Regions from separate parts of the Homo sapiens genome. Here region 1 is linked to region 2. A link is an interaction called in ENCODE POLR2A ChIA-PET data of the cell type or tissue named here. Cell type or tissue: PC-9. All regions are shown on one strand. Links, peaks and the distances in the headings refer to the core of each region. The heading gives the core; the rest is flanking DNA.

Evidence for each region. Peaks named below come from ENCODE experiments on the same cell type or tissue, not always from the same donor. Only the 100,000 strongest peaks of a DNase experiment are listed, where the experiment ranks them.
Region 1: POLR2A ChIA-PET joins it to region 2 with 6 read pairs; 5 of 35 experiments call an interaction of 5 or more read pairs at or near these places.

What each region holds. Positions count from the first base shown.
Region 1 is chr7:55,105,510-55,123,036 of GRCh38, reverse strand. The region is part of intron 1 of EGFR (epidermal growth factor receptor); the gene reads right to left. Among named protein-coding and RNA genes, the nearest start is that of EGFR-AS1, 75 kb to the left of the region's middle. In PC-9, for the core only: no CTCF peak of the experiment used is centred there; no DNase peak of the experiment used is centred there; H3K27ac peaks cover 1,999 bases.
Region 2 is chr7:54,999,841-55,014,508 of GRCh38, reverse strand. The region is part of intron 1 of LOC105375284 (a long non-coding RNA gene); the gene reads left to right. Among named protein-coding and RNA genes, the nearest start is that of EGFR, 12 kb to the left of the region's middle. In PC-9, for the core only: no CTCF peak of the experiment used is centred there; no DNase peak of the experiment used is centred there.

The sequences.
Region 1 (17,527 bases), core at 5,637-10,636, 100 kb before region 2:
AAATATCCCACCATGTGAATTATTTTGATGAGATCTTTGCATTGAAGGTTGCACTGTGCTAGTGTGAACCATTAATTAATCAATTCATCAATTAATCAGCTATATACTGAATACAAGACACTGCACGCTGGCCCCAGCACTGAGGGAACTCAGTTGAATGGCAGAAAAGCAAGTCAGCCACTACCCCACATTGTGACAGATGCTGTTGTGGCAATACTCATGAGACATGCTGGAAAAGAAGTTGAGGCAGCTGCTGATTTTCAGCTAAGAGAGGATGAGGGACACCTCATCAGACTGAACAACTAAGGAAAGTGTCCCAGAGGATCTGATGCTTGAGCTGTCCTGTGATGGATGGCTTGGAGGTAGGCAGAGGAGAAAAGGGGAGAAAGGGCAAAGGGAACAGAGAGTGAGAAGGCACAGAGAGGGGAGGCAGCAGGAGGAGTCAGCACATCTGTGAGAGAGTGAAGATCCCATGCAGGTTGGAACGGCTGCTGCCAAAAGTGAGCGGAGCTCAGAAGGGCAGAAATGCGCAGCCATGGCTGCCTCTTGAGGGCGAGGGTAGGAGGCTGTGCATTTCTTCAGCAGCACACAGCGTGGCTGTGCGGTTCCCCCCACTGCCACCAGCAGCCCATTGAGGACACATGCTGCACTGGCCCAGGCATGGACTTTGCAGGTTGGGCAGTAAGAGGGGAGTGAGGGAACACTAACGATGTGAGGCTGTGTCATGCAGACTGGACAAAAAGAGGGAGTGAGACCAGATGGGAGCTGCCAGGTGAAAAATCACGTTACCAAAGGCCAAGGTCGACGGAGGACTAGAGTGCTCCATGAGCAAGGCTGAGAGTGCTGGGAAGACAGCAGGCCAGAGAGAAATGTGGCCCGAAGACTGGAGAGGTAGAGCCTTCCCAGTTATGGTGGGGTCACAGAGGCTCCTAGAGAGCAGATCTCTTCAGTGAATTGACTTGTTGCACAAAGATTATCTAAATAAATTGTTATCATTTCCTTCCAGAAGTGGGCTCAGGTCTCCCCTCCAAGTCTTTTTGGATAGTGAAGAATCAGTAAAGAGCCCCTAATGCGGATTAAAGAGAGATGCCCAGATCCACTGGACTGAACTGGGCAGCAGGGAACTGCCTTTGAAGAACAGGCCCCACATGGGACAGCTTCATTCCCAGTCAAGGTCACTGTCGCACAGAGGCCATATATATTTGTTAAATGACTGAATTACTTATGGTACAAACTTGACTGCATCACTTAAATGCTTTTCGATTCTAGTAAGAGGAAGTTCTTCTAATATTAACTTCGATTTAGTGGAAGTTACCCAAGAAAGCTCAGTAATCCAAAATAGAAGACAAAGTCACCATTATGTGATAGAGTGTTGTATGTCTAGGGGTCTGTTTTTTATGGTAATTCTCTGAACCAGGAGTTCCAATGGAGAGAACAAAACTATAGTGGTGGTGGCTGGGCAGAAGGCTGACAGGGAGACAGAGCAGAAGACAGCACAGTCACGCTGCTGGCTACTAGGACAAATGACAGCTCTCGAAGGGCAGTACCTCACATTCCTCTCATCACAGAAAATGAGAAGGTGTGTAGGACATTCTTCTAATGGCTGAGCTGTTACCTAAGAAGGGTAACACACAATGCCACTGAAACGCCATATGATATCTGCCAGAGGCACGGGGCTCCCATTGACTCCTCCTCTGTTGAAATGGATTCTGAAAGAGCAGCAGCAATGAGAGAAGAGAGCCGCCTTTTCCTGGGAATGTCTGCCAAAAAATGTTTACCTTCTCTTCCATATCAGAGTTTTATCCCTCAATCTATGTATGGTTGTAAGCAGCTAAGCATTCAGAAGTTTGGATTGTATGGGCTTTCTGAAGAGGACAGTGTGAGGAGCTCTTGTTTTCATGCTAAATTGGAGACTTCATCCCTGCACAGTATGACACACTTCCCTGTGTTGTAAGACTTGGATTTAGTTCATGGAATCTTCCAGGCTTTCAAAACAGATGACCTCTCACTAGAAGATCCACTTATCTCTTTCCCCTTGGCCCTGTAAACCAGCCCAGCAAAGTCCCAACTTGCAACAAACAGGCAATTCACTCTACCGGAAAACAGTTATCTAATCTCTCAAAAATGACACCTGGCCAGTTTCTAACCGTAATGCCTTTGGACTCATTTCCATCAAATGTCTTCCTATAAGCAATGTTAACAATGTCTTTATAACTGTAGGTGCTGTAACCAGTGGAGAATACAATTAAAAATAGGAATATGCAGCCCGATGAATGCCCTCCACTCCAAACCAGTGTTATGAGATGTGTCAACAACGTTCCCAGGAGAGCTAATCTGTTCACCATTCAGCAAGTGCTCACTGAGCCCCGGATGTGTGCCAGGCCCTGTGTGTGCTGTGGAGATACCAACAGTCTCCGCCCGGATGGAGCTGACAGTCTAGGAAGGGGGATAGATGTTAAATACTCTGGTGAATATTTCTCCCACCACCACCCATTGGCTGATTTAAAAGGAAAATGGGGGATGCTTTGCAGATGGTTCATTTCCATGTAAACGTCCTTGTGGTTGTAATACATTGCTTTCTCTACTAACAAGAGTTAACTTTCAAATGAAAAAATGGAGTGATTATTTGTCAAACCAAAGTGCTTTCTTCATTATTAATAAAGTTGCTCAACATCCCTTTAGTAAGTGAAGTTATTCACACAGGGTACCAGGAAGTGGAGATAGTCACATATTAGCCCTCTTGGGCCCTCCACGTGTAGGCAGATGAACAGGAACCACGAGGGTGGGTGGCGTCCCCCAACACTGGAGAGCAGGCTGTGTAGAGTGCTCTTGGTCATCCTGTCTGCAGTCCTCCTGCCAGGGAGGGCAGCACCTGATCACAGAGAGACACAGCGATGCAACAGAAACACTGAAAAAGAGTAGCTTGTCCTGGCCCACGTCAGCGGCCTCGGGTCCATCCAGGTTTGCAAAAAACAGGAAGGTTTTCACTTGTATCTGGCTACCCAGTCAGCATACTGGCCTCAGCACTATTTGTATGTCAGGAACTCATGAGACCAGTACTTCTCAAACTCTCATGGACATAGGAGTTACCCAGGACTTTGCAAAAATGCAGATTCTGAGATTTTGGAGGACCTGGCCAACTGCATCTCTAACACACTCCAGGGATGGTTGTGCCCATGGCCCTGGGGAGGTGAAACAGATTTGGGGCAGTGGTCACCTGCTGCAACAGAATGTGTCCTCCAATAGAAGGACCTTTCAAGACACTGATAAGGATGGGTCAAGAGGAGAGGTGAACCAGGGCAGGGTGGGTTCACGCAGCCCAGGAAGACAAAAGCATAGGACCGTATTGTCAAATGCAGAGGGGCCAGGCCACGCCAGAGCGAGGGGAATCCCACAGATGTAGCTACAAAGGGATCCTTGGGATACCTTTTTTTGAACATTTCCTAGATCAGTTTCAGTAGAGTGGCTAAACAGAGATATTACATTCTGAACAAATTCAGGCTTTAAACAGGAGAAGATACACAGTGAGACTCTCTTCCCACAGCATTTGCTAGGGTAACACCAACTCCAATTATGCTGAAATTCTAGTTTCCAAATAGTTGATGGTTGTTGGGGATGTACAGCATCAGAGCCAACATTATCCCCTATATGTTTCTGGAACCACTCGGAAGATTGTGTTGGTTTCAGGCTCTATGTCATGGCTTATTGTCTTAAACCAGGAGAGTCTGACATCCAGTTCCAAGGCTGTAATCTCTCTCTGTTACACCTCATGGGAAAAGGGTTTGTAGGTCATGATAGACACTGTGTATGGAGAAATAGGTACTCAATTCATTAGGAGGGCACTCTCTCAAAAGGCCTGTAGTTATTGATCAAAAATTAATTTTATAGCTTTCACATTCTTCTCAGATCAGATGTATTAGAAAATTAAGGTCTTGATGATGCCTTCCTCTTCTTGCCAGGATAAATTGAATGGCACTTGAACTGTAAAATGAGCAGGGGAAAGAGCAGAGTTTTAGGCTTACTTGGTCCATTGTTCACTTCTATTCTTTTCTCCTTGACTTTGGAGGAAAGGTAGGATTTGTTAATAAAAATGTTTTTAAAATTTATTTTTAAAGTTAAACTAGCTTTCTAGTATGAGTTTTTTAAGTAAAATAACCAATTTTCCCACGAGTTTGCTACTGAGAAAACACTGAATGGGAAGATTTGGGGGAGCATTTCAGGCTGATGGGCTGACTTCTTATGTGTCACTTCACCCCTCCCTGTGCAGTCCTGGTTCCCGCCCGCCCTGGGACACTTCTCTGTGGATCTGTGAGATCACAGCTCCTTTGTCGGCCCCTGGAGCTGTCACCCATGGCTCTGAATGACTTAGTGACTTGTCATGTGCCAGTGGACATGACATTTCTGGAGGGCAGAAATGGTGTCTATCCAGCTAGCCACAGCCAGTGCCCAGTGGTGGCCTGACACATAGTGGACAGTTGACACGTGTTTGTTGAATGACTACCCCAAAGGTGGCAACCTTCCACACAGCCGGGGAGTGGGGGAGAAATGTGTTCAGAGGCTGGTCCACCTGCTTCTACCACTCTGGTCTTTGGGATGGTGCCTTCAGGTACCTACTGAGCCTATCTTACTCTAGTAATCTTTTAAAGTATTTGAGATTACCAGTGCTTCTCAAACTCCAATGGACATAGGAATTACCCAGGACTTTGCTAAAATGCAGATTCTGAGATTCTAGGAGGGCCTGACCATCTGCATCTCCAACATGCCTCAGGTGATGGTTGTGCCCGTGGTCCTGGAGAGGTGACATAGATTCAGAGCAGTGGTCACCTATTGCAACAGACTGTGTCCTCCAACAGGAGGTCCCCATTAATTTCAGAAGCACTGGCAAAATGCTCAAAAGGGTAATCTCCATCTAAGCATTTTATGAATAAAGGATTCATTAATGAAAAATTAACTTGTGCTGGGCACTTTAAAAACCACTAAAATGTCAAAGTGTAATTGTAACGCAATTCTAATTTATAGACACGCCGAGTCTGAGTGGTGTCAGGCCCTACTCTGGTCTGGATTCCCTTCCTTCTCCTTTTCTGGGGGCCCAGTTCTGCACAGGTGCATGTCTCAAACTAACTCCAGTCTTCCCAGCATCAGCACTGAAGTTCTAATTGCAAATTTTCAGTGTTTTGGCCTAGGAAATCTAGCCTTTTCAAACTTCTGAAGCCTCAAATATACACTTTACCAATGCTTTTCCGCAGCCCTGACTGTGTCATTCACCATGACTGCAGAATCACATACACATATGCAAACCCTCGGGAGACTTGGTCTTCCTTGCTCCTTCGTTGAGGGCACTCTGCACAGGGTCTATGGCGCAGAAGGGAATACCGCCTAGGACTTGATCGCAGCAGTATGCCCTGGTGGCTGCTTTGGGATTATTTTTTATAACAGAGATCTATTAAAGGGCCATGTTCCCTGGAGGAGTTCTCCCATCATTCCAGGTGGTTTCCTCCAGGGTTGCCCCAGCTCTGCTAGTATCAAATATCCTCCTAGGGCAGCAACCATGGCCAAGAGCCGTTCCTCTTTGACAAGCTGCCTCGTTTTCTGCAGCTTACCTATAACATGCTAATTGAATGTGGGAGTTACAGAGTGTGGGTCCCCCCCACCCCGGGAAATGCCCCTCCTTGTAGACTGCTATGTCTTTCATTGGGTACCATTATTTCTCATCTTTTCTTGCCTGCATTCAACAAACTTTTACCGATCTAAAAAGGTGGCAAGACAACTTTTACCCACATCTCTATTCCACTTTATAAACTATTTGAATAAAAAGATTAAATATATTTCCCTTCAAATTTGCTGAATAGTTAAGTAATTGATATGGAAGATGTATGTGGCAATCTTTGGGGGTTTACTGTGAGCAATTAGGAGATGTTTTCTACTGCTGGTGGTGTATAATTTGCTATAACTGCGCTGGAAAATGTTTTGGCAATATCTTTCAAAGCTACTAAAGCGACCAGTACCCTCTGACCCAGCAACGCCACTCTGAGGTACCCAACAGAAATGCAAACAAAAGTTCACCAGGGACACGTGGGACAATATTCATAAACTTGTAACTGCAAGAAAAGAGAAAGAACCCATATGTCCATTGGCGGTAGAATGGACGAACGCAGTGTGGTATTCTCCTATGATGGAACTGCCCAGTTATGGAATGCAAGAAATACAATTTTGCAGCACAGCATGGAAAAATATCAACACATAATGTTGAGTGAAAGAACCTGACCCAAAGGAGTACCTACTGGAGGATTCTATGTAAGCAAAATTCAACAGCAGGCAAAGCTGGCCCATCGTGCTGGCCTTAGGATGGTGGTAGCCCTGTCCCAGGAGGCAGCACGGGGTGCTTCTAGGGTGCTGGTATGGTCAGCTGTCCTGATCTGGGTGCCACTTACAAAGGGCTAATTGGTTTGTGATATTGGCCAAATTACACACCTTTGACTTGTGTGTGTGTGTGTGTGTGTATGTGTTTTTTTTGAATTTAGTTATACTTGAAAGTTTACTTGAAACATTTCTAGAAGGCTGCTCCCTCTGAGCAAAGCTGCCTGGGCAGCATCGAATTCCCAGTCAGGAACTCATGTTTTTAGAAGGGAGTTGTGGTGAGGCTCTTAGGAGTACATAAATGAGAGGTGCAAAAAGTGGGGTGCTTGGTGCAACTGGATTTCTTGTGGACAGCGGCCAGGGGTGGGATGTGCGCATTGCGTGGGCACAGGAATCTCAATAGCTGGCCCCAGAGCAGAAGCAGAGAAGGTGTGAAGGCCTGGACTCTTCTGAGCTTGAGGTCAGGGGATCTACTTGCACATTAGAGTTATTTAAATGAGGAAAATGCATGCCCTTTTTGAATCGATGTTGTCAAGCCTTTCTTTTCCTAGGAGAATCTTTCGATTCCCAGCATGGGGAAAGCATGTTTTCAGGTATTAAAATGAGTAAGGTTGTAACAGTTACCATGAATCCACATGTTGTGCCCCATTCTAAATCAAGTATGATGATAACAAACACTGTAACCCGTGCCTAGGAACACTTGTTTCAAACTTCAGACCCCTCTCCAGTTACATGGGAAGCATGGCTGTGGGCATGCATCTCTCTCCGCATAATCTGCGGTCGCTTAAAACTTAAAGTTATGGCAAACCATGTTGTCCTGATGATTATAGTTTCCTGATGTCACTCCCCATTCCAGTTCTGCAATCCCAGGGACATCCAGTCCAACTACCCAGCAAAGACACCTGCCTGCTACTGTATGACGGCATTGGCTGAGTTTGAGGAGGGCACACAGGAAGCTCCAGGTGCTATCTACAGCCTCTGCATAGGTAAGTCACTGGGTCCTGAGAGCAGACCGGGATATTTGCAGGGAGCTCATGGATGGGAATGTGAAGCTGAAATTTCACTATACCTTCAGGAAGGCTTCCAGGAACCCCTTGAGATTCAGAGAACTGCGAGTTACTCTCCCTTACTGCCATTGATTATAAAATCTATTTTTAAGAGAAGGAATAGCTAAAATCTTAGATGATAATAAATATAACTTCTTAAATCCAGTAGAGGACAATAAATATATGTTAAAACGAACTCATGAAAATAGCAGCCATTGACTGAATATTTAGTTTGTGTAGGCAATGTGCTTGGCGTTTTTACAATAATCCTGGCAGGTAAAATGAAATGTAAATAAACCTTATTCACAGGACTATAGTGAGGTTAAGAGATCATGCCTGTCTCACTTTTATAAACTATAAACTATGTGAGTGCCTGGCTCACTTTTCTGATACTTTTGTCTGAACAGAGTCTTGGTGATATTTTAACTTATGGTATTTTTTGAAGCCATACTAAATTCTCATGTGAATTTAAAGAATAATATAATGCCTGTAATCCCAGTGCATTGGGAGGCTGAGGCGGGCAGATCATGAGGTCAGGAGATCGAGACCATGGTGAAACCCCGTCTCTACTAAAAATACAAAAAATTAGCCCGGCGCGGTGGCGGGCACCTGTAGTCCCAGCTACTCAGGAGGCTGAGGCAGGAGAATGGTGTGAACCTGGGAGGCGGAGCTTGCAGTGAGCAGAGATCGCACCATTGCACTCCAGCCTGGGTGACAGGGCGAGACTCCATCTCAAAAAAAAAAAAAAAAAAAAGAATAATACAAATACAAGTTGCAGTGTTTCATTATTTCTACACAATGTCCTTCTCTCAAAAGCTGATATTTATACAGGCGGTAACAATATATTTAGAATTTTTTGTAATGCCAGAAAAATAACAAAACATAAACACATTGATTAATACTTTAAGTCCATTGGACATGGATACTATAGGAAAGAATGGATTCCCCAGTCATCTCAAAGCCAAAGGTTCCTTGTTATAAAAAGTTAGAAATACAGATTTTTTTAAAAATAGTATTTTTAAAAAGGTACTAAAAGTCCAATATTAAGAAACTTAAAAATTATTGTATACATAGATATAAAATTGAGTCCTCTAATAATTAAACATCATGTATTTTTAAATGTTTTAATTTATTTATTATTTATTTTAGAAACAGGGTCTCACTGTGTCACCTAGGCTGGAGTGCAATGGTGCAATTATAGCTCACTGCAGCCTTGAACTCCTGGGCTCAAGTGATCCTCCAGCCTCAGCTTCCTGAGTAGCTGGGACTACAGGCATGTGCCACTACACCTGGCTAATTTTTAAGCCTCAAGTGATCCTCCTGCCTTGCCCTCTAAAGTGTTGGGATTATAGGTATGAGCTACTGTGGCCAGTGTAAACATCTTTTAAAATATTAAATGGTATAGGAAATATCTCAGGATATACTGTTAATGAGCAAAAACACACACTAATATATTAATAATCATTGTTCCTAAATGACAAAATTCTGTGAGCCTTTTATTTACTATAACATGCTTTTCTATATTTTTGTAATATTCCAGAGTGCCCATGTCTTACTTTTTACATTGAGGCTGTGAAATGTGAGAACACAGGAAGGAACCTGGTTTTGGCACCTCTGTGGAGCAGTGCTTCCCACCCTGGCCACAAGTTAGAGTCACCTGGCAGCGTCCAAGCCCCTGCCACCATGGCCGTGCCCATCAGAGTGTCGGGTGAGGCCTGGCTTGGCAGCAGCTGCTCAAAGCCCCCAGCAGGCTCCAGGGCTGCTGCAGGAAGGCAGGCACCTACTTTCTAGAGGTCTGTGGGTTTTGGATGGGGCTTGAAACCATATCAAAAACTCCCAGAGCCCAAACACAGCCCTGCTTCTTATCAAATCACCTTGGAATCTCTGTCAAAGCTAAACATTCAGGGATGTTTGTATCAGAATTAAAGTTCTGTGCACTCATAGGGCAAGAGTGTTGAACAAAAACTAGAGTTCTAAGCTATGCTTTTGGATGAAATAGTGAATCTAATTGAGATTGTCAATGATTTTTTTCCTTATCGATCCTCTATTGAAGGAGGTACATTGACAAAACATTGGGAATGTGAAGAGAATGTGGTTTACTTGTCTGTGGGGGGAAAACATCACACTTGTACACATCAAAGATGGAGGAACCAAAACCACCATCCTGCAAACACATGGGAGAGGGGAATTGCTGTCAGGTGTTTTCAACTGTATATTTCACCTGGGAAAAAAAAGAAGGAAATTTCCTGGGTGCCAGGTGATTTGAATAGGACATTTTTGTGGGATTATCGAGGCAATACCATGTTTACTGAAAGCGTACTGTGTAGCAGGCACTCACATAGTCTCACACAGTCAACACGACCATGAGGCAGAGCTGGCAGGCTTGGCAGTGTTGGGTCATTACTAGAATGTTTAGGGAAGGGAGTTGTTTTCATTCACGGAGCTTCCTATTTAACAGAAGGTTAAGGAACAAAACCTCTTTCCAAGGTGACTTTTGAAAAACTTTCTACAACATACAGGAATCGCTGCTCCCCTGGCAGACAGCCTGTCGGTGCCTGTCATCCAGCGTCTGGTACAGACATCTCCTCCTTTTCATTCTCAAAAGTGTCCTTGTGTGGAGGGAAAATGATATGGTCACTCTGAGTCTAAGGGGATAATTTAATCTTCCTTGATGACTATCTCTGGATCGTCAAGATAAGGTTGATTCCCATTATAAAAGACAAAGGCTGGAACCTGGGAATCAGGTGTTGCACTGGCACTTGACTGTAAGGCTGTATGGGATAAAGAAAGGTGCACAGTCCTGGAAGTTGGGGGTCTGGGATTCCAGTCCCTGCTCTACCAATGGCTACCTGTGTGACCTTGGCCGGTTACAGAGCCCTCCGACAGCAATTCCATAGTCTACAAACTCACTGCCTTGGTATCACAGGGCAGAGGGATTCCCATCCAGCGTTTCCTACTTGTGCATTCCCATACTGATCTCCAGAGGCCGGCAGGAAGACCCTTCCTCGCTTCACAGGAGGCTGCTGAGGCTCGGCCAGCCACTCCACAGGGCCTTCTGAGGGGGCAGCCATGGCCCTCGGGCCACACTTCCTGTCTACTGTGAGATCAGCCCCTGGCCACACCAGGCCTGATTCTGAGGCCATGTCTAGGCGATGTGAAAACTCTTGATTGAAAGTGACCACCCCAGCTAATCATCTGTTTGTTTTGACTCCAAATGATGGGTTTGAGCAACGTGCCACCCCGGGCAGCTGCCTCAGTCGCCTGGCTGCTGTGTGCTCATGGTTGGCCTGAGACTTTTCACCCACCATGCAGGGCATGAACTTCTGGAATTTGAAATGCTTGGGCAGGGGAATGACCCTGAGCCACAGCACTCATCAAATCACTACTGAACCACCCTTAAATCGTGTGGCTATCAAAGTGAGTCACAATGAGACCCGAAGGGGTGAGACGCCGACTGCAGAACTGCTGTCTAAGCTGGGTATCGGTTTGCAGTGGGGACCTCTGTAGGGGGACCTTGCTGCCCTGCTTCCGGTGAGTCCTGTGGGTCACTTAGTGAGGGCGTCGTGGGTGAGGCTGGGTAGCCCAGGTGTCTGCCTCAGTCACGCCAGGAGTTCCAGTCCCAGCTCTGGCACCCATCAGCCAGAGACCCCAAGCCCATCACGCAATCCCACCCTGGGACCCCACCCCACATCAGCCATCCGTCAGGTGGTGACTGCTGGTTAAACGAGATGCTGTAAACAGTGCCTGGCACACAGTGATGTAGAAGCAAAGGAATATGTTTCACCTCCTTCCTGTTTCAAAAAGGTCTCCATTAATTGGCATCATCATAAGCCCTCCTAAATGTGGTATTTACACGTCATTTATCTGCTGGGCTGCTGACATAGAAGGACAGGTCTTTACAGAGGAGCTGGCTATCATAACATCCAAACACTCCTCAGGTGGGTGCTCGCCTGTGCACCATCTCATCTTAGCTCACTTAACTGAGCCCACTCACTCCCGAGCCAATGCCAGCTTGCTACATATCAAGTCCAGGAATTCATTTCTATAGGATTTTATTCAATCTAGAAAGTAACATGATTTTTAGTGTTTTTTAGACAGTATTTTGAGCAATTTAAAACCCCCTAATACAATCACTGCTGCATTTTATTCAGGAAGCCTGGTGGGTTCTGCTTCAAGCCTGTCTAATCAGTGGCACAAACAGGCTCAGGAAACTGGAATCCAAGTCTAATAAATAAAAGGTGTGAGGTTTAGAAAAAAAAAAAAACAAAACGTCTAGCAAGCGAGATGAAACCTGCCTCGCTGGGCAGCTGCTCTGAAACCGGTTACTGTGGATTGCAAATCATACCCTGGCTGATTGAGCCCTAAACCACAAAATGTCTAAAGAATGAAGCAAAACACTTTAGTTCTAGTGCACTTTGGTGTAAGAAGGAATCCATTAGAGTTAGAGGACTCAGCGGGCCAGGCAGAGAGAGCACACACCGCGCGATACCCGAACCCAGCTGGCAGGGTTTCTTGGGAAGAGTGCAGTCAGCTGTCTGCTAGCATTCAGCGATTCCAAATCCAATTTCTATGGTTTCTGAATCAGTTCCTGGGATATAAATGGAAGGGGGGAAAAAGCAACAATGATGCTTCCAAGAATAAAAGCAGTTGCAAGTCTGGAAAACCCCCAAAACTCCATTCGCTGGAAGGAAGCTTTTCTGAAGGCACTTGAATCCCCTTCATTTCTGCATAGTGTCAATGGAAAATGAAATCACTCCCATCTTGGCCCTGAAATGCTTCTCCAGCGACTTCACACCTGGGCCCAAGATCTGCCAGGGGCCAGCTGGTCATTGTGCAGAGGCTGGTGGCTAATGGCCAGCGAATGGCAAGAGAAAGGAGAGCGGGGCTAAAATCGGTCCCAAATAAAGCATGAAAAGCAATATTTGAAATTCTACTTCCGGATCCGAACAGGAAACAGAATGGAAACCCAGTAAATCACAGACTGGAAAGTTGCTTTGCTCCTTAATTCCCAGTCACACAGTCTCCTATGAACTTCCTGGTTTTGGACACATGCTAATTGAGCTATAAATAATTTAATGATCGTAAGACATTTAACATGGGAAACAAAGGCCTATAAATCATCGGGGTCAGTGCCAACGAAAATTGGGGGCTTTGCCCAGCCTCTGTCCGCCTTTCCCAGTGTGTGGGGTGGGAGAGCTGCCCCATGTGTGAGGACGCCCCGCAGACCGGGCAGGCTTGGCTGCAGCAACCTGGATACATGCTTCTGCTTTATTATCTTCTTGGGTTAGCAGTGATCAAGTCACAGAGACATCCATGTCTGCAGAGACCCCTTTTCTCTCTTTTTGGCTACATTCCTACTGGCACAGAATACATAAATAGGAAAAGAAAATAGATATTTATATTTTCCATTATGCTGTTTTAAATCTACTATGTCTAGAATTTTATAGCATGGGATATGTTACATATTCTTTTAAAAATAAGGTAAATTTTCTAAATTAAAAAAAAGCTCAAAACTTGTTGTCTCTGGAAATTCTCATAAGATTCCTAGGAATCTCCTCACTTCTTCCCTCCCCAGCAGTATCTCATCATGTGATGCCTCATAACAACATACACTGTGTGTTTATGCTGTTATCTCTCACATTTTTCTTTCTGTGCCTCCTCATGTACTTTCTTACTTGGTTATCCGGATAACCTTCTCAGCGCGGAGAGGTCGCCTGCCGGAGGGAACCCACAGCAAATGCACAACCAGCCAGCAGCCCAGAGCTCCCTCTTGTTCTGAAGTCCAGTGGAGAACTGTTTTAGAGCTCATTCAAAAGGAGATGGGCTTTATATTTTTGTTTTCATTTGCTGAAACACCAGACAGGCCCTTTTGTCATGGAAATAAATGCAATCCTAGGCCCAAAGGAATGATAGAATTTGTCCTGTGAGTCAAAAGTTTATACCTAAACCAGGAGAGGATATCCCTTTAAGAGCAAATTTGGAATTAAGCCTCTCTGCAAAGGTAATATTCTGACTAGCAATGACTCACATGGGAAAGCGAGGAAGGCTTTGAATTACTGCTTCAGAACCTGTCTTGTCTTGCTTTCTGCTTGGTCGCTGGCAAAGAGGAGCTGCCCTAACCAGTAAGCAGCAAGCATTGCAGTCGGCTTTGTGCTTTGTAGCAGGTCCTTGATTTTTTTTGGAGAGGGCCATGAGGCCACACCTCAAGGGCCAAATCAGCCTGCAGTCATTATTACCTGGGAACACATCCCAACACCCGATTCTTCCATTGCTGTAGATAGTCCTTAAAATTTTCCAAGAATAAAAGCATCTCAGTTTAACTATAGAAAGACTTGATGCTTGGGAAGAAGATGAGGGTATCCAGACCCCTTTTGTTTAGGTTGCATTAATATGTTTTATGTGGAAATAGATTTTAAATGACTTTGCAGATCACATAATTTAATCCTCTGTGCACATTAATCTATTTCCTTTCTGATGTTCAAGGTTTGGGAATTTATTTGCCTAAGGAGGCAATAAATTCTTCTTCCTATGGGACTGTGCTGCTCATTCTGCTAAATGCTGTCCCTCCCACCTTCTCCCTTGCAGCCCCCTCCAGCGTATCACTCTATTGCAGTCTCACTGAGCAATGACCGTCCTCACAATGTATCCTGCTGATTTATATGTTTACATAGGCATTTCTCTTTCCCCACTAAGATGTAAGCTCCAAAAGAACAGCAACTTGCCCAGCCTGTGTTGAGGTGCTTAGTTCATGTTTGTGGAGTTCAAATCACTCCTTAGGAAGTTGCACATGAAGTCAAACTTTGGCCCTGTTTCGCTTCCACCCATCCATTGCCTCTTATTCTGCCACCTGGAGTCCTACAGATTAAATCGAATTTCGGTTTGGAGTGACTGTGCTTTGAGAATGGAGTCCTACAGATTAAATCGAATTTTGGTTTGGAGTGACTATACTTTGAGAATTTGAAGATGGCCCTCCTACCTGCAACTCCCTTCCCCATCTCTCCTGTCATGACTAACTCACGCCAGTTCTTTCAACTAGTGTTCATGAATTCCAGGCATGGCGACTTGCCTTCAGCCTACTGCTATTTCTCAACTTCTGAAAATGTAGCATGTAAAACTCACAAACCTCTGACCACAGATTTCACTTCCCAAAATTATTCCACAGACACTCACTCAAGTACCTAAAAATGTGTGAACAAGGATGCTCATGGCAGCCATTTATGGAGATAACCCACACATTCGACAACAGAGGAAGAGACAGTCACTCTCGGACCCCTCTGCACACCGGCACCCAGGGCAGCTCTGGCGGAGTGATACGGCCCCTGTGCGTGAACATGGACAGTTCCGAACATGAGTTATAAGTTCTAAGTCATGACTAGAACATAAGCATGATTCTATTTTTGTTGAAAATTCTGTGGGAATGGCCTATGGCCATTTCTTATCACTCAGGGCTTTTCTAGGCTCTTGCATGACAAATAGACTAACTCAGGGTCAGAGATTTCTGCATTTGGAATGAGTCACACTGCAGCTAAAAATCACCTTTCAGAAGTTCTGCCAACTTAAAAAGAATAGAACTTTTGTCTCAACTTCATCTTTCAAACACAATAACTAAAGAGGAAATACAGATTTTTCTAAGGCATCCAATAGGAGCCAGAAAAAAGATGGTTCTTTTATACAGCAGTGGAGGTGTTCATGAGCTGTTCTGTGTTTCTTCACATTTTTATACATAGTATAGTACCATTTACATGAGATTTAAGTATTTTCCTTAGTTTGCAAACCATTTATTTTACAAGTAGGCGTGTCTTTTGAATAGCTTGTGCCAGATAACGGGGGAACAGGGGGAAGATAATGCAGAGTGGGCAAACTCTATATAGCATATAGGCACTTGTGCAAAAAATAATCTTCCAATTTCAAATGCAAATATTGTTCTGTCCTCAAATCTGTGGCCTTGAGAATTTGGAAGTCAAATGTGCTCTGAACAACTGGAATTCACTGCCGTGATCTGCAGCATTCTCTGCCTGGCAGGGCAGTGCTTGGGACATGCAAGATGCTGGAAGAGATGAACTCTGTGCAGATGTCTCATGCCCTGCAGCATCCACTCTTCACAAATTTCCTCTATTTGGGGTTATACTGCCAGTATTTCACATGAAATTCATTAGACGTGAACATCTGAAATAATAGATTTTTTATATTGCTTAATTCCATAGGTGCCACGGAAAACAAAAAAAGAAAAATGGAAAAACAATAGGTCTCTGTCATCAAATAACATCAAATAACAAAACCCAATGGGCATTTTTCTTGATTGAGGGAACAATATTCTTCGAGTGATCGTTTTGCTTGTCATGTGGCTTGCCAATGGAAATAGGAAAAAAGTACACACCTACTATCAGGAAGAAAAAAACTGGGGAGGGAAAGAAGGCAAGGAGCAGGGAAGAAATACATAATTGTTACCACATTAACTAGTCTGTATGCACAATCAGAACGTTTGAGTTCCAATAAACCAGATGCTGCCAAAATATGCTGCTGCTTCTATCTTTTCTGAGTGTGTATGTGTATACACACACATACACACACACATATATTTATTTATGGGCAAAACAAACTGACTTTTCCTGTATTTTAATTTTGCTTGGGAAGGCACAAAGTTGGCAATATATATGTTTCTACTTACATATTTAGGATGTTTATTGTGAAAGCCAATTCAGGAATATTTGAACTGTAAGAGTTGAAGACAATTCCATGGGTAATAAGGTAATGTCTTGACTTGATAGATTTTTACCAGGATCTCTAAATATGATTTTTTAAAACCGACTTTAAAATGTACACTTTACAGTGTACATTTTACAATGCAGCTTTGAGGATAAATGATAAACCATCACATTAAGGATAAATGTTGATAATAGGATACATCAGACTTCCAGAGTTTAGGAGACATGTCTTAGAATTAGAGTCAGGACTAGCCTTTTGCATGAAATAATTAATTTGAAGAGTTTTACTTTAAGTCTCTACATCAAAGATAACATTTCCTTCAGGCCTGTGGATTGTGGAGTGCACAGGCAGTGCAGGCCTGATTTTTGGAGGGATATGTAAAGGAAACAGAACTGAAGATTGATAAACAATCCCTGGACATATTGGTGCCCAAGGAAAGCAGATCCATTTTGCATTGAATGAGCAGGGCAAAACTGATTAGGAAATGAAGGCATATTGCCACAGAATGAAGGGAAAAGGTGGGCTTGCCCCACTGGAGGGACTTACTAGGGTTCTCAGAAAAGGGAGGATGATGACAATATTGGTGGCTTCTGACCCAGAATGGTTTTGTGAGTTAGGGCGAGGGGCCCTACAGACACCTGGACGCACACTGTTCAACGTACTGCTGGGGGAGCAGTGAGCGTGTGCGTACCTGACACATCCAAATCCACTCCAGGATTGCAGGCACTGTACTATCAGCACTGCCCTGCACTGAGCTGCTGCTGGGTTTTTGGAATAGCAGTGGCTGTGAGTTTCTGCTGATGTCATCCCACATTCAGCCCTTGCCGCTAGGCTCCCAGACCTGGGTCTCTAGGTCTCCTGGGGACTCTGCACTACCTGATACAACTCCTATACCAAATTCTTAAATTTTGTTGTTTTCAAGTAAGCACACAGAAATCTATGTGTGTCAGCCCTTCTCATGTTATGCTTAAAATTTTGTCACATTCTCCACATCTGAGTTATCTCACAGGAAAGAATAAAAATAAGTTGTTTCTAAAAGCTTATCAAATAGAACATTTGTCTTAAATTATGTCTTATCTACCAAACAGATGTGTTTTTTTTAACAATCAAAACAACTAAATTAAAATAGTTAATGCATTTGGAACAATGGTTAATATAAATAATCTTTAGGATGAAATCAGAGTTCTTTCACTCTTTCTATATAAGCCCTGATTAGACTGATGTTTTGTGATTCACCCTGGATGTTGTCAAACCCTGTAGAGTCAGATGTGTAGGTGGTCTCAATTTGCACTAAAGCTCCCTAAATGCTTCTCCAGTTGTGCCCATGGCTAGTTCACAAGGCTATCATTTGTGCAGAAGCTGTTTTCATGAAGAAAAGGAGGGAAACAATTAGTGTCCACGTTAGGATACTGGAACTA
Region 2 (14,668 bases), core at 808-5,807:
TGGCTATGTTATAAGAGTAAGCTCTCTTCACACGTGATGCCCTCTCCCATGTTATGATGAAGCAAGAAGACACTCATCAGATGCTAGCACCAAGCTCTTGGACTCCCCAGCCTCTAAATCAGCCTAAATCAGCTTCTTTTGTTTATAAATCACCCAGTTTGTGGCATTCTGTTATAACCACAGTAATTGGACTAAGACATTATCACATCGGAGTATTAATTATAAAAAAACTATGATTAATAGGCTAGGAGTTTTAATGGAAAAAATAGGCAACATGTAAGATCAGATGGATAATGTAAGCAGAGCCATGGAATTTTTCTTTTTTTTGAGACAGGGTCTGGCTCTGTTGCCCAATCCAGAGTGCAGTGGCGTGACCTTGGCTCACTGCAACCTCAACTTCCCAGGCTCAGGTGATCCTCCCACCTTAGCCTCCTGAGTAGCTCTGACTACAGGCATGCATCACCATACCTGGCTAATGTTTTGTAGAGATAGAGTTTCACTATGTTGCCCAGGCTAGTCTTGAATTCCTGAGAGATGAAAGTTTTAAGAAAGAATTTAAAAATTCTAGAGATCAAAAACACTGTAAAAGAAATGTAGAATACTTTTGAAGTACACATTAGTGGGCTGAACATGCTTGAGGAAAGAATTTCTGAGATTGAAGATACGTAAACAGAAACTGCCAAAACTGAAAAACAGAAAGAAAAACGACTAACAAAAAGAACAAAACAAAACTTTCAAGAACTGTGAGATAATTACATGTAATGGGAATACTGTAAGTCAAAGAAAGAGAAAAAGGAGCAGAAGCAATATTTAAAGCAATAATACCAAAAATTCCTCCAAATTAATGTCAGACAACAAATCACAGATTCTGGAAGTTCAGAGAACATCAGGAAGATATATGCCAAGAAAACCCAAACAAACAAATGATACCTAGGCATAACATATTCACACTTCAGAAAATCAAAGGTTAACGAAAAATTCTTAAATGAAGCCAAAGGGAAAAAACACCTTACCTGTAGAGGAGCCATAAAGAAAATACCTATAGAGAATATTAGAATTACATCCAACGTATCCTCAGAAACCATGCAAGCAAGAAGAGAATGGAGTGATCTGGTGTATGTCTTCATCTTTTTGGGCTTCTGTAACAAAATAACATAAAATGATTTACTTGTAAACAACAGAAATTTATTTCCCATAGTTCTGGAGGCTGGGAAATTCAAGATCAAGGTATTTGCAGATTTGATGTCTAATAAGGGCCCACTTCTTCATAGATGGCCATAATTTCACAGTGCCCTCACATGGCAGAAGGACCAAGGCAGCTCTCTGTGGTCTCTTTTATAGCACTAACCCCATTTGTAAGGCCTCCACCCTCATGACATAATCCCCTCCCAAAAACACTCTCCCCTGATAACATCATTTTGGGAGCTTACATTTCATCATATACATTTTGAGGAGACATAAACATTCAGTCCATTGCAGTATATTTAGACCACTAACATTTAAGGTAATTATTGACATAGTTGGATTAATAGCTACCATATTTATTACTATTTTCTATTTGCTGCCCTTGCTCTTCTTTTCTTCCTTTCTTTTTATTTATTTGCTTGTTTATTTTAGAGGCAGGGTCTAACTGTCTTCTAGGCAGGAGTGAAGTGACATGATCACAGCCCACTGCAGCCTCAAATTTCTAGGCTCCGGTGATCTTCTCATCTCAGCCTCCTGAGTAGCTGGGACTACAGGCACAGTCCTAGCTAATGCCTGGACTTTTTAAAATTATGTTTGTATAGATAGTGCCTTGCTATGTTGCTCAGGCTGGTCTCAAACTCCTGGCTTGAAGTGATCCTCTCCCCTTGGCCTCCCAAAATGTTGGGAGAAAAAAATCTAGGGCAACTGATTTTAAAAAGTTAAAGACTAAAATAATTGCTATGCTAAAAAGAGGAAATCGAATTATACAAAATGCTGTGTAAAATCCACAGAGGCAGAAAAAGTGTGGAAAACAAAAATAGAAAAAATGAGCAAGAGTGTGGTGGCTCACGCCTATAATCCCAGCAAGAAAATCAGCAAAACCAAAAAGTGATTCTTCAAAAAATCAATAAAATTTATAAGCCTCTCACCAGGCTAAGAAACAAAGAGAGAATACACAAATTATGAATATCAGAAATGAAAGAAGGAACATCACTACTGATCTCATGAACATTGAAAGGATAATAAATGAATATTATGAACAGCTATACCCACGAATTTAACAACCTACATGAAATGAACCAATTCCTTGAAATAGAATGTACCAAAAGTCATACAAGAAGAAATTGCCAATCAATATAGGCCTATATCCACTATAGAAATTGAATAAATAATTAATAACCTTCCAAAACAGAAAGCACCAAGCCCAGATGAGATCAGTGCTGATTTTCGTCAAACATTTAAGAAAGAAATTACATCCATTCTCTACAATCTCTTCCAGAAACTAGAAGTAGAGGGAAGACTCCATAATTAATTTTGTGAAGCCAGAATTACCTTAATAGCAAAACCAGACAGAGATATTACAAGAAAGGAAAGAAAACTGTAGACCGATATCTTTTATGAACATAGATGTAAAAATTCTCAAGAAAATATTACAAAATCAAATGCAACAAAGTGTAACAAAGTTATACATGATGACCAACTCCGATTTATTCCAGATATGCAAGACTGGTTCAACATTTGAAAACTCAATTAATGTAGTTCATCACATCAACAGATCATATCAATAGATAAAGAAAAATTACATGATCATATCAATAGATACAGAAGAAAACATTAGGCAAAATCCTACACCTATTCATGATAAAAATTCTCAGCAAACTAAGAATAGAGAAGGATATCCTCAACTTAATAAAGAACAGCTACAAAAACCTATAGCTAAAATCAGGAACAAAGCAAGGATGTTTCCTTTCACCAATGCTTTTCAACATTGTATTAGAAGTCCTAGCTAATGCAATAACACACAATAAATAAATAAAATGAATACTGATTGGGAGGGAAGAAATAAATCGTGTTTGTTCACTGATAATGTAATTGTCTCTTAGAAAATCCAAAAGAAACAATAAAAAAGCTCCTGGAACTAATAAGCAGTTATAGCAAGTGAGCAGGATACAACGTTAACATACAAAAGCCAATCACTTTCCTATATACCAGCAAAGAACTAAGGGAATTTGAAATTAAAAACACATTACCATTTACATTAACACCCTGAAATGGAATACTGAGGTATGAATATAAGAAAATATGTATAAGATCTATAAGAAAAAAACAAAAAAACTCTGGTGAAAGATATCAAATAACTAAATAAATGGATCAATAGTTTGTGTTCATGGTCAGAAAGACTCCATAATGTCAAAATGTCACTTATTCCCAACTTGATTTATAGATTAATCCCAGTCAAAGTTCGAGCAAGTTATTTTGTAAATATTGACTAATTGATTCTATGGGCAAGCAAAAGACCCACAATAGCCAACTCAATATTGGAGAACAAAATTGGAGGATCAACACTACCTGACTTCAAGACATATACAACTACAGTAGTCTAGACTATGTGGTATTGGTGAAAGAATAGACAAATATATCAATGGACCAGAGAGATCAGAAACTGACGCACATAAATTTAGTCAATTGATCTTTGACAAAAAAGAAACACAATACAATAGAGCAAGTATAGTCTTTTCAACAAATATTGCTGGAACAAATGGACATCCACATGCAAAAAATGAATGTAGATACAAACCTTACACACTTCATAAAAATTAACTCAAAACTGATCATACATATAAATGTAAAATGCAAAACTATAAAACACCTAGGAGATAACGTAGGAGAAAACCTAGATGACCTTAGGTATGACAATGACTTTTTAAGTACAAAACCAAAGGCACAATCCATGAAATAAATAATTTATAAGCTGGAGTTTATTAAAATTAAAAACTTCTGCTCTGAGAAGGACAATGCCAGGAGAAGAAGACAAGCCATATACTGGAGAAAAATTTGCAAAAGAAATATGTGATAAAGGATTGTTATCCAAAATATGCAAAGAACTAAACTCTTAAAAGTTAATAATAAGAGGATAAATAACCTGATTTAAAAATGGGCCAAAGCCCTACACAAACACCTCATCAGAGGATACACTGATGGCAAGTAAGCATATAAAAAGATGTTCAACATCATATGTCATTAGGAAATTGCAAATTAAAACAACAGTGAGATACCACTACACATCTGTTACAATGGAAAAAATTCAGATCAGTGACAACACCAAATTCTGATGAGGATGTGGAACAATAGGAAGTCTCATTCATTGCTGATGGGAAGGCACAATGGTACAGCCACTTAGGAATGCAGCTTAGCAGTTTCCTATAAAAGTGTACATACTCTTACCATATGATCCAATGATTTCTCTCCTTGATACTTACCCAAATGAGTTGAACACTGTTGTCCACATAAATCTGCTCATGAATATTTATAACAGCTTTATTCATAACTTCCCTAACTTAGAATCAACTAAGATGTCTTCATGTGGATGAGTGGATAAATAAACCATGGTACATGTGGACAATGGATTGTTATTCTGTGCTAAAAAGAAATATGCTATCAAGCCATGAACTGACATGGAGGACACTTATGTGCATGTTGCTAAGTGAAAGAAGCCAATCTGAAAAGGCTACATACTTTATGATTCCTGCTGCAGTCATGTGCCACGTAATGACATTTCAGTCAACAATGGCACCCATATACAATAGTGGTTTCATAAGATTATAATACCATAATTTTACTGTACTTTTTCTATGTTTAAATACACAAATATTTACCACTATGTTATAATTGCCTACAGTATTCAGTACAGTAACATGTCAGATAGGTCTGTAGCCTAGGAAAAATAGACTATACCATATAACTTAGATGTATAGTAGGCTATATCATTTTGGCTTGTGTAAGTTCACTCTGTTATGACCATACAATGACAAATTCACCTAATGACACACATCTCAGATCATATTTTCATTGTTAAGTGATGCATGACTATATATGACATTCTGGAAAAGGCAAATCTATGGAGACGGTAAGGTGATCAGTGGCTGCCAGTGGTTGGCGGGAAGGAGAGATGAATAGGCAGAACATAGAGGATTTTTAGGGCTGATAAACTATTCTATACCATATTTCAGTGGTGGATACCTGTCATTTTACATTTGTAAAAACCCATTGAATGTACAACACCAAGAGGGAACCCTAACATAAACTATGGACTTTGGGTGATAATGATGTGTCAATGTTGGTAATCAGTCGTAAAAAGACACCACTTTTGGGGGGATGCTATGTATGTGTGTGCACAGGGGTATACAAAAACTCTCTATATTTTTAGCACAACTTTTTTGTGAACCTAAAACTGCTCTAAAAATAAAGTTTATGAATTAACAACAACAATAAAAAAACATGACTGCATGTTTGAATGCTAGTTTCAGCATCGTTGAGATGTTTGTTAATTACTTTGCAGAGGGATCTTATAGAAGGTTTCTGTATCCTTCACAATGCTTCCCCCCTAGTGACAATTTTACAAATGAGCTTAAATAATTTTGTTCAAGGTATTGTAGCTTGTTTCAGGGACAGATGTTACTAGAAACACTAGCCTGGAGATTGTAACTGGTGGTCTGAAAACCAAGTTCAGGGTACAGATGTAGTTTTGTGAAGTCCATTCAATGTTCCTTTTAGTTTAATTAATGGCAACACTTAAAAATCAGAAGGTTTTACATTTAAACTGTAGACTTTGTGTTTCTCTCGGAAAATGGGAATTGTTGGCTAACTGTGTTTGCTTTCATGGAAGATGGCAGGTGGCTAAATGGTAACTGTCCTCTTTAGGAGGTACATTTGATCTCCAGTTCACGCTGGAGCTGCCATCCTGATTCTCTTGTTCATGGGTCTGTGAGGTCACTGTAGGCATTAGAGTTTGTAACTCATCCCCCGTGGTTAAATCATGATAGTGCCACTTTATAGGTATGCTTCCTATCTCTGCTTTTCCCCTCTCCTTATCTTTCTTTCTTCATTCGTCTCTCTCTCTCATCTCATATATGTGTACATATGTTTTTGTTAACAGGTTTTTGTCCAGATGCCATAATACATTATATATCATGATAGACATCTCTTTAAATTGCCTATTTCAAATATGGAGTAATATTCAAGCACAAATGTTTATCACAGCTCATGATTATCCTTATAGGCAGACTTTCTAAAAACCAGTTAAACATTTCTGGAAGCAAATTCAGTTCTGTTGCAGAACAGAGAAAAAAGGATCTATCCATTAATTTATGGTACATGTGGAATGACCATGTTCCATGAGTTGAACATGAGTTGGCTTTGCAGGTAATCACGGGTAGGAGATGGAGGTTTAGGAAGGTGGCTGGAGTCAACTTCACTGCCAATCCTACAAAGCAGCAAGTTTTGTCTGGCTAATTTGTCTATAAACTGTAATAAGTGAGAATGAGTGCTTATTAGGACACAACTAAAGAGACATTTTGAAGCATTTTAGCTATGTCTGATTTCATTATTTTAATTATTGTAATTATGTCTCATCTTATGTAATAAAGGTCCTGGAGCAAAGACCTATTCTCAAGCTTATATTCTTCCAAGGAGAAACTCAAGGCAGGTCACCAACTGAGAAAATTGTGTCACTTTATTTATTTTTTTTCACAAGGAATATAAACAGAGGGAATGAAGCTTCCACATGTACTATAGAAGGAAATAAATCGCTTTTGAGAGGAGGTCTCCAGAAGCTAGATTTCAAGTGGCATTTTTAGATGGCAGAAAATCTGGAGGGTCTGCAAGGTCAAAAATATGTAGGCTAAAAATGACAGGGCTAGAGAAATCCAAAGCAAATTGGTGTTCTATTTCTGCAATTGAATGGAAAATTAGAGTTTCTAGGGCCCCTCCAAAAAATCAGCAGAAATTCTTGCAGTTGTTACTTTTAAGGGACTGAGCTTACAAAGCCTCAGTCATTGAAACAAACCTGGGAGGGACCTCACAGATAGTTCTTCGCCATTTTTTAGATGACAAGGTAAGCACCTTGTCCAAATTACTTGTTTCACAAAGAGACAAAGGATTAATAAATAATATTTTATTAATAAAATAAAACACATAGGAGTTTTCAGGGTTGTTGGCTATTTGATTAAAATTCAGAGTTGGAGTAAATGGCATTTACTCAACACTCATTTATCAAGAGCCAGAGGTGGCAGGATATATGGGGTCACTCACTAGTTCCTGCCTTTGCAGAACTTACAGTCAATCTACAAAAGGTCACCTAAGCTAACCAGGGATGTGTGTGTGTGTGTGTGTGTGTGTGTATGTGTAAGACGAAAAGTCTTTCTACTCTTCCATAATCAATAATTTCACTGGTTTCTCAACACCATAAAAAATAGGATGTTTTGCTATCCACAGTTAAAATAAATGTCAAACACAACTAGTTAGTGGTGACACAAGCATTGGAATCCTCAGTGCCTGCATTTAGGGCAATTGCTGTGTCACTGGAGATTAGGGAGTTGTTCTGACATTGTAGCATTTAGTTTTGTCACCTGCTAAGATCATTTGGCAGGTGTGCGCTGCCTTTCCTTCTTAGTAATCTCACCGAGGCCAGTTAATTGTAGCCTAAAGGAGAAGCGTAGACTGCTTCTGTGATCAGAAGCATCTGTTTTTTCTCCCCATTGGTGGATGGTTCTTGGCGGTCCTTGGAAGTCCGCCATAGGCTTGCATAACCTGCTGATGGTAGGACTCCTGTCACTCTGGGGCAGAGGCTCCCTGAACCAGGCCACGCCTCCCCAGGTCACTTCCTCCTCCCTCTTGTTGGCCAGCGACCTCCTCCTCAGCCTGGGAACAGAGGGAGGGGAGCAGCCCCTTGGGCCGGACTCGTAGGTGGCATTCTAACGATGGGTGTGTAGAGAGAGAAACACCCCCTCATTAGGCTCACGGGAGGTGCAGGTTGTTTGTCACTCATCATATCACAGCACACCTTAATGTATACAAGAAGGTAGTCAACCCCTTGTTAAATATTTAAACGGTATATTTTATATATGCTTAAGATTAAATTACTTTGTTTAATATATAAACATACATTATATTATCATACATTATATATTTCTATAATATGTTCGTTGTACACACACTCATTCTATGTATTTGTGGAGAGGAGAGCGAGATAACATGGAGTATCCAAATGAACAGGGACCCAAAAATGCCAGGGCCATTTGCCATTAACTGTGGCTTTGAGCACATGATATTTTTTCAGTCTCTCCAAGCAACAGCCTTGTGTGATCTTCTGTGGACTGGCGTACGTGTTTGTACACAGGATTGCTCTGGCTTGAAATAATGCAGGGACAGCACCCGGCACGTGGTGAATTCTTGCCAGAACCATTCTGCACAGGCGTTTTTTCCAGCTGAAAGGTTGCCTATATAAAACCCTTAAAGGGTTACTGTTCTTTCCTTTCCCTGAAAGTTTTGTGAGCAGCTCCATATATGCAGATAGAGCAAAAAAAGCCTGAAGTGGAGTCCAGCCCATTAGATTTCTCCTTTAATTAGTCGTCATATGAACAATCAAAACATAGAATTAGTCATTAATTTTTTTAAGAAGAACCCTTCAAGCCTCCAATGGCGCAGCTTAGCAACTATGACTTTTCTCCAAGATTTCTCATTATGAACTTTGAGGACCACACTGTTCCTTCCCTCAAAAGAACTGCTATTTGTTGCAGCAGCTGCGAGGGAAAAAGGGCCGCACGGGCCCCAAAGCGGCTGGCATGGGAAGGCGTGTCCTGCTGTCGCAGATGGACACGCTAATAGGGGCCTGGGACCAAGGCGATTAACTGGCCTGTCCTGCGCGGGCTGGGGGGCCTCCGGGCCAGCGCCCTTTCACAATAGCTCTCGACTGCATTTCTTCAGGGTCGCTGTCAATCCTGCGTCCCTTCGCGTGGGGTGGGGATGGGGGACTCTGATCCTGCGCTGAACCTGGGGTTTCAGAGCAGGTGGCGGTGACTGTGAGCTGCGTGCTTGCGCGCGGCCTTCTGCGCCTGGCAGGGGAAGGTTTCCAGCGCCGGGGGAGGGCTTTGCCGAGGCTGCGGGAGGACCTGGGGCACTGGGCCAGGATCTGACTGGCATTTCACAGGGCTCTCGTGGAGCCCGCAGGACGCGGCCCTGCCTCCCAGGCCTCTCAGCCTCCGAGGCCGTGCTCGGGGAGGCAGTGAGTTCCGATGTGGCCAGAGTTCACTGCCTGGCTCTTTACCCGGCCTTTGCTAATAAGCTTCGGTTTCTCACTGCTTTGTCTTACCAGTTTGGCTCTCCCCCTCCCCCCGCCCCAGAACTTTTTTGTTTATTTATTTTAAATCTTTCTGTCTTATTTGAGGACTTGGAGGCCTCACTGGCCAGGGTGGGTTGATTTCTGCGGGATGGGGCAGGGGTATTGGATGCTTTTGCGTCCTTTCCTTTTCTGAATTTGGGATGTTTCTAGAATTTGTTTTTCTAATTATTAGGTGGTCTGCAGTGGCTTTGCCCAGCACCTGGCACAGAAGCCAGCGGTCGCACAAGTCGCCCTGGAATCTGGCTGGGGTCTCCCCACCGTGGGCGGCAGGGAAGGGCAGGTGCCTCAGCCCTCGGGGCCGGGACGCAGGAGCGGCTTCAGCGCCCAGCCCCACTGTCAGGGCCAGGTTCTGACACGGTGACTCCGCAGCCAAGCCCTGAGATCGCCTTCTCCTTCTCTCTAATGGGTCTTTCTGAGCTAGGGTTTCCGCGGACTGAGCGAGGGCGCCTGGCCAGCCTGCCCGGGCACAGTGGTCCCTCCTGCGGACTCGGGGCCTCCGCGCGGGCCTCAACCAGGCCCGCCCTGCTCCCCGCGGCCGCGGCGAACCTGGACCCCCTGCTCTGGCTGCGCGGGGCTCACAGAAGTGCATCCAGGAAATACCATCCTTGGGTTCGTAGGAGGGGACACACCAACGTCCCTCCAAGCCACCAGATTTAACTCATTCTCCAAGAAGTGTGAATAGGCAGACCTGGTCCTTTGACACAGTGCTAAGAGGTCCTCAGAGAAGTGCCCCACAGGAGCCCGAAAACTCAGTTCCACAGCCCGTCTGATCCGAGGGCGACCTCACGGAGGCTCGAGTTTCCCTGAGAAGCTCCCATCTTCCAGAGGAAACACTCGCCCCTGAGCTGCAGGGCCGGGAAGGGAAGCTGCCCACACGCACGCTGGCGGCTCCACACTGCAGGGCCTCAGGGAGCTCAGCTGGCTGTGTTCACTCAGGCAAGGCCTTTACTTGGCTTTAGGAGACCTAAAGACCCCAAGCTCTAGGTCAATATGAAGATAAATTCTGTGTCATGGGACAGTTTCAAGGACCAGCGCTGGTCAGTGCTGGATTTTGCACAGGACCGAAGGCTGCTCAGGGGGTGGAACAGTGGGAAGCCTGTTCTGGGGATGCAGACCCTCTGCTCGCTGGCGAACTCCAGCAGGCCGAATCCCCTGCGGGACCGCCTTCCCCATCATCTCCAAGCCCAGGGTTCTGGTTCTGGCATGTTGCCTGACCCAGGGCACAGCAGTAGTACCTCTGCCTTGAACAGACTGTTAGCTTGACCCAAGAGCCACCTCAGGAGGCTGCGTCCTCAAGGCTGTTCATTCACAGAAGCCACTAAGTCCTTTTTATCTCCAGAGGTAGCCTGGATTCTCTTCTGGTCCCACTCAAGAAAGCCGCGAATGCTCATTGATCTGTCACCTCTCACAGGAGATGTGGGGTGTGGACCTGTGCAGAATAGACATTTGCCTTGTTTCTAGGTCTTGTTTGGGGTTAGGGAGAAAAGTGAGTGGGAGATGGCCTTTAGCTCGTTCCAGTTCGAGGTGAAGCCGTTTCGTTTGTGTAATGAACGCCTCAGTCTTAGGTGCATTCGTGAACATGGTTGACGGACTTTGGCATTGCTTGCTGTCCAAACCCCAAATTATTAAAATAGTGCCCAGCACATATTCCAGTGGGTAAAAAACTGTCAGTAAACAGCCAGTATTCATAGATATTATGGGATAGGTGCTATGCAGAAAAATGAAGGAAGGGGAACAGAGACGGATACCTCCTAAATAAGATGCTCAGGGAAGGGCTAAACGAGAAGGCTGCGTGTGTCTGGGAGGAGCTGCCTTCCCGGTGTGCAGGACTCTACCTTGTTTACCTAGAGAACTGCAGGGAGTCCAGTGTGGCTCAGTGGGGGGGGGGGGGAATGGGAGGGGGGGAAAGGGGATGATGTAGGGGAGGGGTCTTGTAGGGCCTTGGTAGGCTATTGTAATGTTTTCAGCTTCTATTAAAAAATAGATGGAGGTGGTTTACACCTGTAATCCCAGCACTTTGGGAAACTGAGGCTGGAGGATCATTTGAGCCCGGGAATTTGAGACCTGTCTGGGTAACATAGCGAGACCCTGTTTCTACAAAAAATAAAAAAATAGCCAGGTGTGATGGCACATTCCTGAAGTCCCAGTTACACTAGGGGCTGAGGAAGGAGGATTGCTTGAACCCCAGAGGCCAAGGTTGCAGTGAGACATGATCATGCCACTGCACTCCAGCCTGGGTGACAGAGCTAAGACCCTGTCTCAAAAAACAAACAAATAAAAAATAGATGAGAAAAAATTGGAAGACTGTAACAGACAAGTGTCATGCATCATCAAGTTGGTCTTAATGGGATCCTTCTTCCAGTTGTGTCCAATAGGAAAGGAAGGCAGGTAAGAGGCTGCTGCAATAGTTCAGGTGAGACACAGGACTGGCTTGCAGCTGTGGAGCAGGCAGAGAGGTGTGATTGGATTCTGCTTGTACTTTGGAGAAAGAGCTGACATGAATTCTTGACAGATCACATCAGGGGCGTGAGGGACAGACAAGCCAAGGGTGACTCCAAGGTTTTGAACAGCAACTTGGTGATGAGACTTCACTGAGATGAAAAACAGAGAGGGAGGAGAGGTTTGGAAGGAGAAAACCCAAGAGTCTCCTGTGTTTGAGGTACTTTTTAGACTTTCAAGTGGAGGTATTGAGCAAGTGGTTGAATATATGAGCTTGGTTTTCAGGAGAGAGCTCCAGGCAAGAGGTAAAAATTGGGATCATTAATATACAGTTGCTATTTAAAGTCTTGAGATTAAGCCAGATCATAAAGAGATTAGATGAGAATATAAAGGGCATGGAGAAGAGAATCGAGTCTTGAGCCCTGGAGCCCTGCGAGGGGAAGAGACCCAGGAGATGAGGAAGGAGCAGAGGCACCAAAAGGGAGGGATGTGATTGTCCTAGAGAAAGGGGAAAAGCCGCCATTAATCAGCCTTATCCAAAGCTGCAGATAAGTCAGTGGATTCCAGCAAATGGAATATCCTTGGTGTCCTTATCAAGGAAAAGATTCATGGGAGTGATGAGGAAAGAGTCTGATTTGAGTGGGGTTTTAGTTGGAATTTTAATAATCTATTGGAATATTTAGGAATGTTGATATCTTTACAATATATTTTCTGTACCTCCTTATAATATTAAATCTTCATATTGCCTTCCCATTGATGTCTTTTTTTTTTCCATGTCTTTCCTAGGCAGACATCAAGAGAAAAGTTTGCTGTGCCAGGGATCTGAAAGGTGTCTGTGGAAGGAGGATGGCAGGATAGTGCTTCTGCAGATCAGGCGACTGCAATGGGGAGTGAGGGTACTGAAGGGGTGGGCATCAAAGCAGAGTGTCTGAGAGTGCCAGGAAGGAGGAGGAAGGGAACATGGTGGTTGGCAGGCATCACTACCAAGGCTTGCCTTAGAAACGGTGAATGAGACGGACCCTTGAGAAAAGTCACCTGCTTCTGTTTATGTCCACATGTTTTATTAATTTAATTTCATTTACAATTTGAATACTTAATTCACTTGGTTTGAAATTAGTTTTAAAACTGTACAGTGAAAAACCCCATCCCATCTCCAGCCATCACTAGAGATGATCACGCTCATCAGCTCCTTGGGGGTTTTAGTTTGATTTCTGTTGCTTATAACAGCATACCTGAAACTGAGTAACTTATAAAGAAAATGAATTTATTTCTTACATTTATGGAGGCTGGGAGGTACAGGGTTGGGGAACTGCATCTGCTGAGAGCCTTCTTGCTGGTGGGGCCCTCTGCAGAGTCCCCAGGTGGTGCAGGGCATCTCATGTTAAGGGGGCTGAGCGTGCTACATAACATGCTAGCTCAGATTCCTCTTCTTCTTATAAAGCCACAAGCCTCTCTCTCATCATAACACATTGATTCATTAATCTAATATATTAACCTCTTAATACTGCCACATTGGAAATTAAGTTTCAGCATGAGTTTTGGAGAGGACATTCAAACCATAGACGGGTCCTTCCAGAGATAGTCTCTATACATACACTGTTATTTCTGCACTTAAAAAAATATGTAATAGTATATCCTGGAGCTCATTCCATATCAATACTTAAGTGTTACTCATTATTTATTGCCCAGTATTTTTTTTCTTTCTCTCTCTTTCTCTTTCTTTCTTTTTTTCTCTTTCTTTCTTTCTTTCCTTCTTTATTTTTCTTTCTGTCTTTGTTTCCTCTCTTTTTCTTTCTTTGTTTCTTCTCTTTTTCTTTCTCTCTCTTTCTCTGTCTCTCTCACACACACATTCTCTCTCTACCTATCCATCATCTATCTATCTATCTATCTATCTATCTATCTATCTATCTATCTATCTGTCTATGTAGGACACTCTAAATAGATCTGGCTTATTGTATGTAACTATACCTCCATTAAGTTGAAGCTAATTTATTTACCTGGCTTCCTACTGAAGGACACTTAAAGTATTTCCATACAATGCTAACTGAATAACCTGTAATACAATTTCACACATTTGCAAGTAGAATTTGAGTGCTTTGTTTCTAGTTTAAAAATTTTTTATTTATATTCTTTTTAAAAGATCTGCACCTTTAAAATTAAGATAAATTTCTATGCAATAAACTTCAGGCATGAAATGGTTTTATCTTGTTTTTGCATTTCTTTATTGTCTAATGGCATCAAGCTTTGTTCATGTACTAATTAGCCATTTATCTTCAACTTAATCAAGGTATAGTTTACAAGCAAAAGGCTGCATTATTTAGAGTGTCCATTCACTGTGCTGTGACACCATGAGCACTGCTACAATCAAGGCACAGGATGTTTCCATCACCCAGAGAGGTTTCCATGCTACTTTGCAAAACTCTCTGCCTCTGCCGGTGGCCTCCCACAACTAGTGATCTATCTGAGGTCACTACAGAATAGTTTGTATTTTGTATAAGTTCATAAAGAATCTAGATTTCAAAAAGAATCATTCAGTATGAAGCATTTTGTGTTTGGCTTTTGTCACTCAGCTCAATAATTTCCCTCCATGTTTCTGCATTTATTGGTAGTTTGTTTCTTTTTACTGCTGCATAGTACTCCATTGTGTGGCTATACTGCCTTTTGTTTATCCATTCACCACTAGTTAAAAAAGAAGGTGGTGACACATTTCTCTAAATAGTGTTTTATCTCATCAGACTCTAAAACTTTGGCACAGTGATGCTTTTCTTCAGTGTTTCGGGCCTTGACTAGTTTCCCTTTAGGTAAGATCTGGAAGTAGGTTTGGTTGGATAACCGTGGTGTGCCTCAGGAAGGTGTGTGCCCTGC